Regions from separate parts of the Homo sapiens genome. Here region 2 is linked to region 1. A link is a loop called in an ENCODE intact Hi-C map of the cell type or tissue named here. Cell type or tissue: endothelial cell of umbilical vein. All regions are shown on one strand.

Evidence for each region. Hi-C counts contacts between places; a loop is a spot of excess contacts. Peaks named below come from ENCODE experiments on the same cell type or tissue, not always from the same donor. Only the 100,000 strongest peaks of a DNase experiment are listed, where the experiment ranks them.
Region 2: it touches region 1 in a loop (7-fold over the local background); 3 of 110 quality-filtered maps call a loop at or near these places.

Annotation. Positions count from the first base shown.
Region 1 is chr20:52,491,083-52,496,082 of GRCh38, reverse strand. The region is part of intron 4 of LOC105372666 (a long non-coding RNA gene); the gene reads right to left. The region is part of intron 1 of LOC124904931 (a long non-coding RNA gene); the gene reads left to right. Among named protein-coding and RNA genes, the nearest start is that of LINC01524, 130 kb to the left of the region's middle. In endothelial cell of umbilical vein, no CTCF peak of the experiment used is centred here; DNase peaks (open chromatin) are centred at 1,652, 2,512, 2,662 and 4,872; H3K4me3 peaks cover 351 bases; H3K27ac peaks cover 3,640 bases.
Region 2 is chr20:52,422,725-52,427,724 of GRCh38, reverse strand. All of the region lies in intron 4 of LOC105372666 (a long non-coding RNA gene), which reads right to left. Among named protein-coding and RNA genes, the nearest start is that of LINC01524, 200 kb to the left of the region's middle. In endothelial cell of umbilical vein, no CTCF peak of the experiment used is centred here; no DNase peak of the experiment used is centred here.

The DNA.
Region 1 (5,000 bases):
TATCTACTATGGCTCTTTATAGAAAAAGTTTGCTCACCCTGGTTAAAGCATCACTTTTTTTTTTTCTAAGTGACAGAGTCTTGGTCTCTTGCCCAGGGCTCAAGTGATCCTCCTGCCTCAGCCTCCCATGTAGCTGGGACCACAGGCACGCACCACCTTGCCCAGCTATTTTTTTTTTCTAGAGACAGGGGTCTCACTTTGTTGTCCAGGCTGGTCTCGAACTCCTGGGCTCAAGTGATCCACCTCAGCCGCCCAGAATGCTGGAATTACAGGCATGAGCCACCTTGCCTGACCTAAAGCATCACTTTTAACAAATGAAATAGAAAAGGATAGAAAATGCCAAAGTGTATCACACATGTGGGAAGGATAATTGATGTTTCATGGAGCACTGGCTTCAGCAAAATGTCTATATATTATGCATGCACGTGCACCCTGGGTCACAATATAAAATGTATTCCTTACTGTGAATCACAGTCCAATTTTTTTAATGTTTCTAAAATCATATTAGAACCTGCCTATGACTTATGTTTATAAGCCAACAAGGTCTACCTAGGTAGCTAGAATGGCAAGCAAGAGAGAAAGAACAGAAAAAGAACTGATCGATGAATCCAGGTACTCTACCTGCCATGTCCACATAAAGCATTTCACTGAAGGTTCTTTTCAAATGAGGAAGAGATGAAAATGGTCCAAAAAGTAGTATCAGTGATGTACAGAATATGCATCCTTATCAAAGACTACTCTGAACCAATGTAAAACATTACTGTTCATTTAACCACAAAGAGGGCTCCATTCCTAAAATAACTTTCCATCCACCCATCCAACATATGGTCATCAAGTCTGGAAAGACCTGAAGTGAGGAGATGTAGGTGGCCTGGGGGAAACTAGCCCAGTAATAATTATAACAACTCAATCATAATGATTATAATAACTAAAATAATATGTATTCAATACCTATTAGTAGGGATTGTACTAAGCACATTTATTTCATTGAGTCCTGAAAACAACCCTATGATGGGGGGATTATCATTATCCCTATTTTCCAGTTAAAAGACTGGAGGCATAAAGAGGCTAAATTACTTGCCCAAGGTCACCCAAGGAGTAAGAAGACAAGCTGGGATTTGAACTTAGACAGCAGATCTCCAAACCTACCCTTTTAACTATTTCATGACATTTTCTGGGCATTCATATATCTCATCAATTCATGTCTGCTGGAAAAAAAGAAAAACACTGAACCCGTTAAGTGATAAAGCCATAGAAAATAGGTTTCATTATGGAAATTGTCCTATGGAGAGAATGCTACAACCAAAGTAATAAACAACACCCAATAATACATGTACAACTTGATGTGGCTGGAAATGTAACTACACCAGTATTGAATTATCCCCAAATTTGAATTATAGAGGCGTAACTCAAATTACCCCCCTTGCCTGGTACCTAGCCCGAAAGACATATTTTTTTAATAAACATTTTGTGCTGCCTTGCCTCCTCATGCTGCACGCTGCCGTGTAAAAGCCACAGCCTTCCTAACGTGATTCATCAGAAAAATCAAGGGGGAAAAGAGTCGTGATCTGATATACTGAGCACTCTTAAATTACACAGCAGCCACTTCCCATATAGTGCAGGAGAAGACAGAAATGCGATGACTAAGTACGTCTCAGCCTGTCACGTCCGTGAACCAGGGAGTGGGGTAGTTCACTGAATCATGTTCTGGTAGCTCTGCATATCCATCGAGACACGAGGTAGCCAAGCCGGCTTGCCCGAGATGAAAGTCTGAGTAATTCAGAGGAGGCTGTAATTCTTTATAAAAAATACACTAAGTAGTTTTGTTGACTCCTACATGACATTTCCAAGGTGGCTGGGAAACCAGACCATTTGTTACACAGAATCTAGATCAATACAGTGTGTGGAAGAAGATGAGCAATGTTAAAAAAAAAATTTATTTAATTGAACAGGGGCTGAATAATTCCACACCTTACACATCTCCAATTTTATGTTTTAAATTTGAGATTGAGAAGGATACAGCAATACAGCAATACAGCAATACGGCAAAACACCAGAATCCTATTTCTCTTCTTAGATATGATTTTAAAAAGAGAACGCTTTTGTCTCATTTGAAAAACCAAAATATACTAAGAAAACAGTTGATTGCTTTTATCCTTTTCTTAAATTTTTTTTTAAAGTGACTGTCCTCACCGTCACTCTGACAGGAGTCTGAAAAATTAACACATCACTAAGACCATGTGAGATTTAACTTTTGATACACAACAAAGCGGGTTACTGCTGTGCTGGCTATTCTTAACCCACCTTGTGAGTGTACTTTTTTTATTGCTTTATACAGCATATCTGATTCCCTCTAAAGCACCAACTAAAAAATCTATCCAGCTGTCATTTGCTGCCTGGTAACATCTATCATCACTCAGCCTGGCAAGTCTAGTCTATGAGGCAGAGGGGAGAGGAGACAGGAGGCAGAGTCAAGGACTGTCACGTGGGATGGGAAAAAAAACTTGTCACAATTATTTATGACTCCTGCTCAGGCACATAATAGGATACATAAGCCTCTGTTTCGGTTTCAAGCACCTTCGCAAGGCTGCTCCCTTGTCGAAGCTGGGCGCAGGCAGCTCTACTTTACACACACAATTTCCTGAACAATGCCGGGCACTTGTGAAGTGACAGTGACAAATTTGGGAGTTGGTGGCTGTAGCTCTATGGGCTGTTAGGAGCAGGCGGGTGTCAGTAATCAGGAGAACTACCACGTGAAGCCCCAATGCCTCCACTCCCCAATTCCTTTCTCATGAAAGACTTCCTTCCTCTCCTTGCTTTCAACTGCCAGGACGCCTGTTTGGGGAATAGGAAATGGTGCATTCCAGCTTGTATTTTATTAGTCTAAGCCATATTTATCCTACTCAAGGAGGAGGAGGCTTCTGTGCTCATTTGTTTCTTCCCCTACCCGTCCCCAAACACACAGAGCAAGAAAACAGTTCCAAGCTTTCATCTGTAAGCATCCTCTGCGTTCACGCCCACTAAATATCCATGTTGCTGAACAATTGGTTCAATTAATTGTCTGCCTCTGGATGTATTCGCAAAAGCAAGTGCTGGATTAGAGGGTAATTTTTATCCAGTTCTGGAATCTCAGTCCTGCCACGAAGCCCTTGGCTTCAGTAGCCTCATAAGGGTCTAACTTTTGGCTCTTTGGAGAAACCTAAAGGAAACTCCATCAACATTCTCTATACCCGACAGACCATGGCAAACAGAAAGGCTGAGCCTGCAACGTTTAAGATAATTAAACACAAGATGAAGGTCCGGCCCAATAAGTGACTCTTGCACACGTTGTGACTCTAGCATGGCCCAACATTAACCGAGGTGCCCACAGAGTCCTCAGGCACCCTGGCATTACCTGCTCAGACTCTGCTGAAGAGAAATGGCAAAGACCTTAATTAAAGATAAGAGGAGCACGATGGCCTGTACATACTCTGGAAGCCAAATCAGAAATTAATGTAAGGAAGAAGAAAATCTGTGAATAAAAGCACCCAGAAACATCAGTATTATTCCAATTATCTGTTTAGAATTTAGTAAGCTGAAAAATCAGCCACCTTCATTTAGAAATATCACAGGAGGCCATAAGAAAATGTCCTTGTTTCACTGAATTAGTCCCAACCTATCATACATAGTGCATGAGAATGAAAATTTGATGATGTAATTACTACCAAATAATACCATATTGTGGGTGGAATTCTGCATACTACTGTCTTAAGACTAGAAGGGTATCTGTGTGAATTCAAGAAATGAAGCCCATAGGGATCATCCAGGAATCACGATCTGCCCAGGAATCATTTCTCTTGTGTCACATCCTCTCCTCTCTGCTGTCATCGCTCCTTCCCTATCTCCATCTTCTGGGGAATTGCAAAGTTGAATTCCACGGGCAGCCTTGTGCCTGCCTGTGTCTTGTCTACAAAGTGACCTGCTTTCACATGTTGAATTTAAATGTCTTTAGGGTGAATATGGATTCTCTAGATCACTAAAGACTTCATCATTGTCTCTTCTTTTTTTTAACTGTTATACTCTGCCTTTTCTTTTTCTAATTTTTATTTATTTATATATTTATTTACTTATTTATTATACCTTAAGTTCTGGGATACATGTGCAGAACATGCAGGTTTGTTACATAGGTATACACACATGCCATGGTGGTTTGCTGCACCCATCAACGTGTCATCCACATTAAGTATTTCTCCTAATGCTATCCCTACCCCAGCCCCCCACCCGCCGACAGGCCCCAGTGTGTGATGTTCCCCTCCCTGTGTCCATGTGTTCTCATTGTTCAACCCCCACTTATGAGTGAGAACATGTGGTGTTTGGTTTTCTGTATCTGTGTTAGTTTGCTGAGAATGATGGTTTCCAGCTTCATCCATGTCCCTGCAAAGGACATGAACTCATCCTTTTTATGGCTGCATAGTATTCCATGTTGTATATGTGCCACATTTCTTTATCCAGTCTATCATTGATGGGCATTTGGGTTGGTTCCAAGTCTTTGCTATTGTGAACAGTTCTGCAATAAACATACATGTGCATGTGTCTTTATAGTAGAATGATTTATAATCCTTTGGGTATATGCCCAGTAGTGGGATTGCTGGGTCAAATGGTATTTCTGGTTCTAGATCCTTGAGGAATCACCACACTGTCTTCCACAATGGTTGAACTAATTTACACTCCCACCAACAATATAAAAGCATTCCTATTTCTCCACATCCTTCCCAACATCTGTTGTTTCCTGACTTTTTAATTGTTTCCTGACTTTTTAATTTCCATTCTAACTGGCATGAGATGGTGTTTCACTGTGGTTTGCATCAATATTCTCTTTCTTATATTCAGCCCTCCCCCAAATGTATGTTACCCATTTAGCCTCTGAAGACAATTCATTTTGCAACAACTCTTACCTTTCTTTTCCTTTTTGATTATCTTCCTATGGCCCTTTCATGTATAGTATGAGGAAGTAGCCTTTG
Region 2 (5,000 bases), 68 kb after region 1:
AGAAGGAGACTTAACTCAAAGGCCCAATAGTTCTTAAACTTGAGCATACATCAGAATCACTGAGACTGCTTGTTAAGAAACAAACTGCTCAGGCCAGGTGCGGTGGCTCATACCTGTAATCAAGAAACAAATCACGGAGAGACATTCCCAGAGTTTATGACTCAGTAGGTCTGGGGCCCAGGAATTTGCATTTTTTATTTTGTTCCCTGCTGATACCAATGCTGCTGGCCAAAAGCTGACAGTTGGAGAACCACTACAATAGCCTCTCTTGCAAATTAGAAAAATGGGAGACGTAAAAGAATCACCTGTATATACCATGCTTAAGCCAATGCCAGAAGTAGCCCCCACATTTCCAGCCTGGGCTTTCTTTCCACAACACCTCAATCCACTCTACGAGTCATTGCCTTTTCTTTGTTCGCCTCTGCCTTGAATATTGCCATTATTTTTATTATCATCATTAGCAACGATTAAAAAGATTGAGGCATGACAAGGTGTAACATTCTGTCAAAGGCATATTAAAAGCTCTGCCTGAGAGGCCTAGTCTCAATCACAGCCAGACATGTAGTACTCTGCCTGGGCAACCCCCACGATATCACTCTTAAATTAAGCAGTCCCTGTCAACTAAGCCATTAATCTACTCAAGAGGTTAGATGTGTCCCTATGAGTCACATGTGAGCTCAGTGTTCCCAGGTGAGAATGCAGTAGCTCCACCTACATTTTCCCCATCTAAACAGACGGTTTTCATTATGTCTTTTGTCAGTCACCACAAGGGACAGTCTCTGTAGAAGTAATATGACATTTCCCTATGTAACCATGCTGTATATCAGATTCTCCTAATTATTCCCTCTACCAATATGCCTTGTTCTTGGACCACAATGTCTGCATGGAGTCCTCCTCACTGAGTTGTTTTAATGTCACGTGCTTGGATTTTCTTGAACAATGCTACCAAGTACTATCCCATGAAAATCACCATTCTGTTTGATGTTTAATTCAGCTATTCCCCTTGCCCCTGTGTGAGGTGCTGCTCAAAATTCAGGTTTATAAAATATTCTTCGTCAAAAGGATTAGAAATACTTTGGATTTTCTTTGAGAAAATGAGAATTATGGAACCAGTTGTTCCATTCATCCCCTTTTCTCTTGGCTAGCAGGAAGCTCAGAGAAAACTATGAAGCTTGATAGTAGTCAAGCTTGGTGATATACTTACTGGATTATTTTGTTATTCATTTTTTATTTTGTACTTTAATTTCTACCTTCCCTGACCCCAAATTTCCATTTTTATTGTTTTACATTTCTTGCTGCTTTTGTGTGTGTGTACTACCTCATTTCCCTTTAGGAAAAAGTAGGTTACAAATAGTATAAACACATTATCCATATTCCCAAGTCAAAGAAAACATTGATTAGCTATTAGCCAACAAGCTTAAACCCTCAATTAAGTGTCTTGGTATGTGGGGAAGGGAGGAGGAGAATGAGAGGAAATAAGAGACATTTTCACTGGAGGGAAATAAAAAATGAATCTTAAGAAAGCTCATTTTTATTTCACAGGACCAAGAAAATTTAGAAAAGCAAGAAGTCAGAGCTGGAAGTAACTCCACGTGACTTTGAAACCCCTTCTCTGCACCAACACAGGACAAAGAATTCACCTGCGATGCTCCAGAAACTCCAGAATGTGGCCTGGCAGGCTCTGCCCCAGCCAGGGCTCAGCGGTTTCCACCTTCCACAGCACTCAGAAAACAAAATATTCCAGTTAAAATGCACTGTACAGTGTTATATTACCCTGATGCAAGATTTATGAAGTGTTTATGCGGTTAATTGAGAACAGACGCAGACAAAAAAGTAAAAAATACCTTTAGTCTTACTTTATTTTAATGAAATCCAGATAAGAGGGAGAGTTTTTGTTTTGTTTTGTTTTGTTTGGTCAATTTGTCTTTAGATAATTTCACATGAAAAAGCAAATATTTTAGGCATCGGATACTCTTCTGATGGTTCCCCTTTATATGAAAAGAGTGACCACATATCCAGAAGGTCCAATAGCCCATGATTTTGGATCATTTAAAAATACTGATATTCTTCTTGGACCATTTAGTATGTGATCCTTTCAGACATATTTCTTTCTAAACCTCACTCTGTCATTTCCCCCAAAGACGGACAGATGATGACAGCCAAGGAGTGATGTAACCAGTGTGGAGCATCTCTCAAGGCGATGGAAACAACGTGAACACTGCAAGCGTGAGGAAACAGGAGACGCCATCATTTCATCAGGGAAAGTAAGCACAAACCTGCAGGAGGCGTCCTCGTGGAAACTTCTTCCTTGTCGTGTTACAATTTCTGTTGACTCATCCCAGCTCAGGGGATGCAGAGCCGCAGGAGTACACAAAATGATAAGGTTTTCCTTTCAATTTAAAAGTCATGTTTGAAGCATTTCATTAAGAAATTGTAGAGAAAAACTCATCTCTCATTAAACATGATAGGAAAGGCTTCAGACATACTTTTTCCATTCATCTTCTCATTATGGGAAATGCTGCTGCCTGTGTCACTCAGGTATAAACTAAAAGGTCAGTTCTTTAGCAAGGAGGCTTTGTAATCTGTTAGAAAACACGGTGACAACACCCCCAGTGCATCCTCCTGATTGTCGCTTCAGTTGGCCCATGACTTCTCTCTCCCTGCTCCATACAATGCAGTTGCATTTTTGAGGAAAAAAGTTTCTCTTTTTTCTCACTGTTTAGATTCTCCTAAGCTTAATATTTTTAAAACGTTAGCTCCATCTCACCCCTAATCCAAGAGATCCTCATCTACGTCCCAGAGTACAGGTTGATGATGATTCCCAGTATCATCTCCAAGCACATCACCTCCAGAAACTTTTCTCAAATGTTCCTTTGACCCCTCCCTACAGGCCATCAAGGCCCACTGCTCCTGCCTCTGGATGTTTTAACCCCCAACTTGTCTATAACACTCACTTTCTATGACAGTATATTATGGGCATATGCATGTGCAGACGAGTAAAGGTGGATGCAGGTAGGCACAGGTGAGTGAAGGTGAGCGCAGGTAGGCACAGGTGAGTGAAGGTGGGCGCAGGTAGGCACAGGTGACTGAAGGTGGGTGCAGGTAGGTACAGGTGAGTGAAGGTGGGTGCAGGTAGGCACAGGTGACTGAAGGTGGGTGCAGGTAGGTACAGGTGAGTGAAGGTGGGTGCAGGTAGGTTCAGGTGAGTGAAGGTAGGCGCAGGTAGGTGCAGGTGAGTGCAGGTAGGCACAGGTGAGTGAAGGTGGGCGCAGGTAGGCACAGGTGAGTGAAGGTGGGTGCAGGTAGGCACAGGTGAGTGAAGGTGGGTGCAGGTAGGTACAGGTGAGTGAAGGTGGGTGCAGGTAGGTTCAGGTGAGTGAAAGTAGGCACAGGTAGGCGCAGGTGAGTGAAGGTAAGTGCAGGTAGGCACAGGTGAGTGAAGGTGGGCGCAGGTAGGCACAGGTGAGTGAAGGTGGGCACAGGTAGGCACAGGTGAGTGAAGGTCGGTGCAGGTAGGTACAGGTGAGTGAAGGTGGGCACAGGTAGGCACAGGTGAGTGAAGGTGGGTGCGGGTAGGCACAGGTGAGTGAAGGTGGGTGCAGGTAGGTAAAAGTGAGTGAAGGTGGGCGCAGGTAGGCACAGGTGAGTGAAGGTGGGCGCAGGTAGGCACAGGTGAGTGAAGGTGGGTGCGGGTAGGTACAGGTGAGTGAAGGTAGGTGCAGGTAGGCACAGGTGAGTGAAGGTGGGTGCAGGTAGGTATAGGTGAGTGAAGGTGGGTGCAGGTAGGTATAGGTGAGTGAAGGTGGGCACAGGTAGGTACAGGTGAGTGAAGGTAGGTGCAGGTAGGCACAGGTGAGTGAAGGTGGGTGCAGGTAGGTGCAGGTGAGTGAAGGTGGGTGCAGTAGGTACTGGTGAGCAAGGGTGGACACAGGTAGGTACTGGTGAATGAGGGTGGGTGCAGGTAGGTTCAGGTGAGTGAAGGTGGGTGCAGGTAGGTACTGGTGAGCAAGGGTGGACACGGGTAGGTACTGGTGAGTGAAGGTGGGTGCAGGTAGGTACAGGTGAGTGAAGGTGGGTGCAGGTAGGTACTGGTGAGCAGGGGTGGATGCAGGTACATACTGGTGAGTGAAGGTGGGTGCAGGTAGGTTCAGGTGAGTGAAGGTGGGTGCAGGTAGATACTGGTGAGTGAGGGGGGGTGCAGGTAGGTTCAGGTGAGTGAGGGTGGGTGCAGGTAGGTACTGGTGAGTGAGGGTGGGTGCAGGTAGGTGCAGGTGAGTGAAGGTGGGTGCAAGTAGGTGCAGGTGAGTGAGGTAGGTGCAGGTGGTAGAGAAGGGTCCTGCCTCAGAATGCCTATCCATTCATTCCATAAATGACCACTTCTTGAGTGCTATTTGTTAAAACTTTCCCAAGACCCCAGGACACTGCTAAATAATCTATACAGGAAGTCTGATCTTGGAAAGCTTACAAACTATCCGAAGGGGTAGGCATTAAATCAAGTGCTCAATTTATTAGCTATTTGCAGTGGTTAAAAGTGCCTCAAGGAAGAAAAACAAAATTCTTGAAAATGTTTCAAAACCAAACCTGACCAAATCTCAGGACAAGGGTCAAGGGAGGCTCTCTGAGGACATATCAGAGGAGTGGGTGTTGGATGGTCAAGGAAAAGAAAAGAATGTCAGAACAGCATGTACACGGCCCCGAAGCAGCATGGAGATGGGTTCTTTTCTGCAAAACTTTCAAAACCAGCACTGCTGAACCAATAAGAAAGTGAGTCTGGTAGAGGCTACACAGAGGTTCTAAATCCATGCAACCTACGTGTTCATCCATCAACGAGTAAGTGGATAAAGAAAATACCGTCCATATACACAATGGAGTACTATTCAGCCATAAAAAAGAATGAGATCCAGTCATCTGCAACAACATGGATGGAACTGAAGATCACTAAGTTACATAAACCAGGCACAGAAAGACAAACATCACATGTTCTCACTTATCTGTGGGAT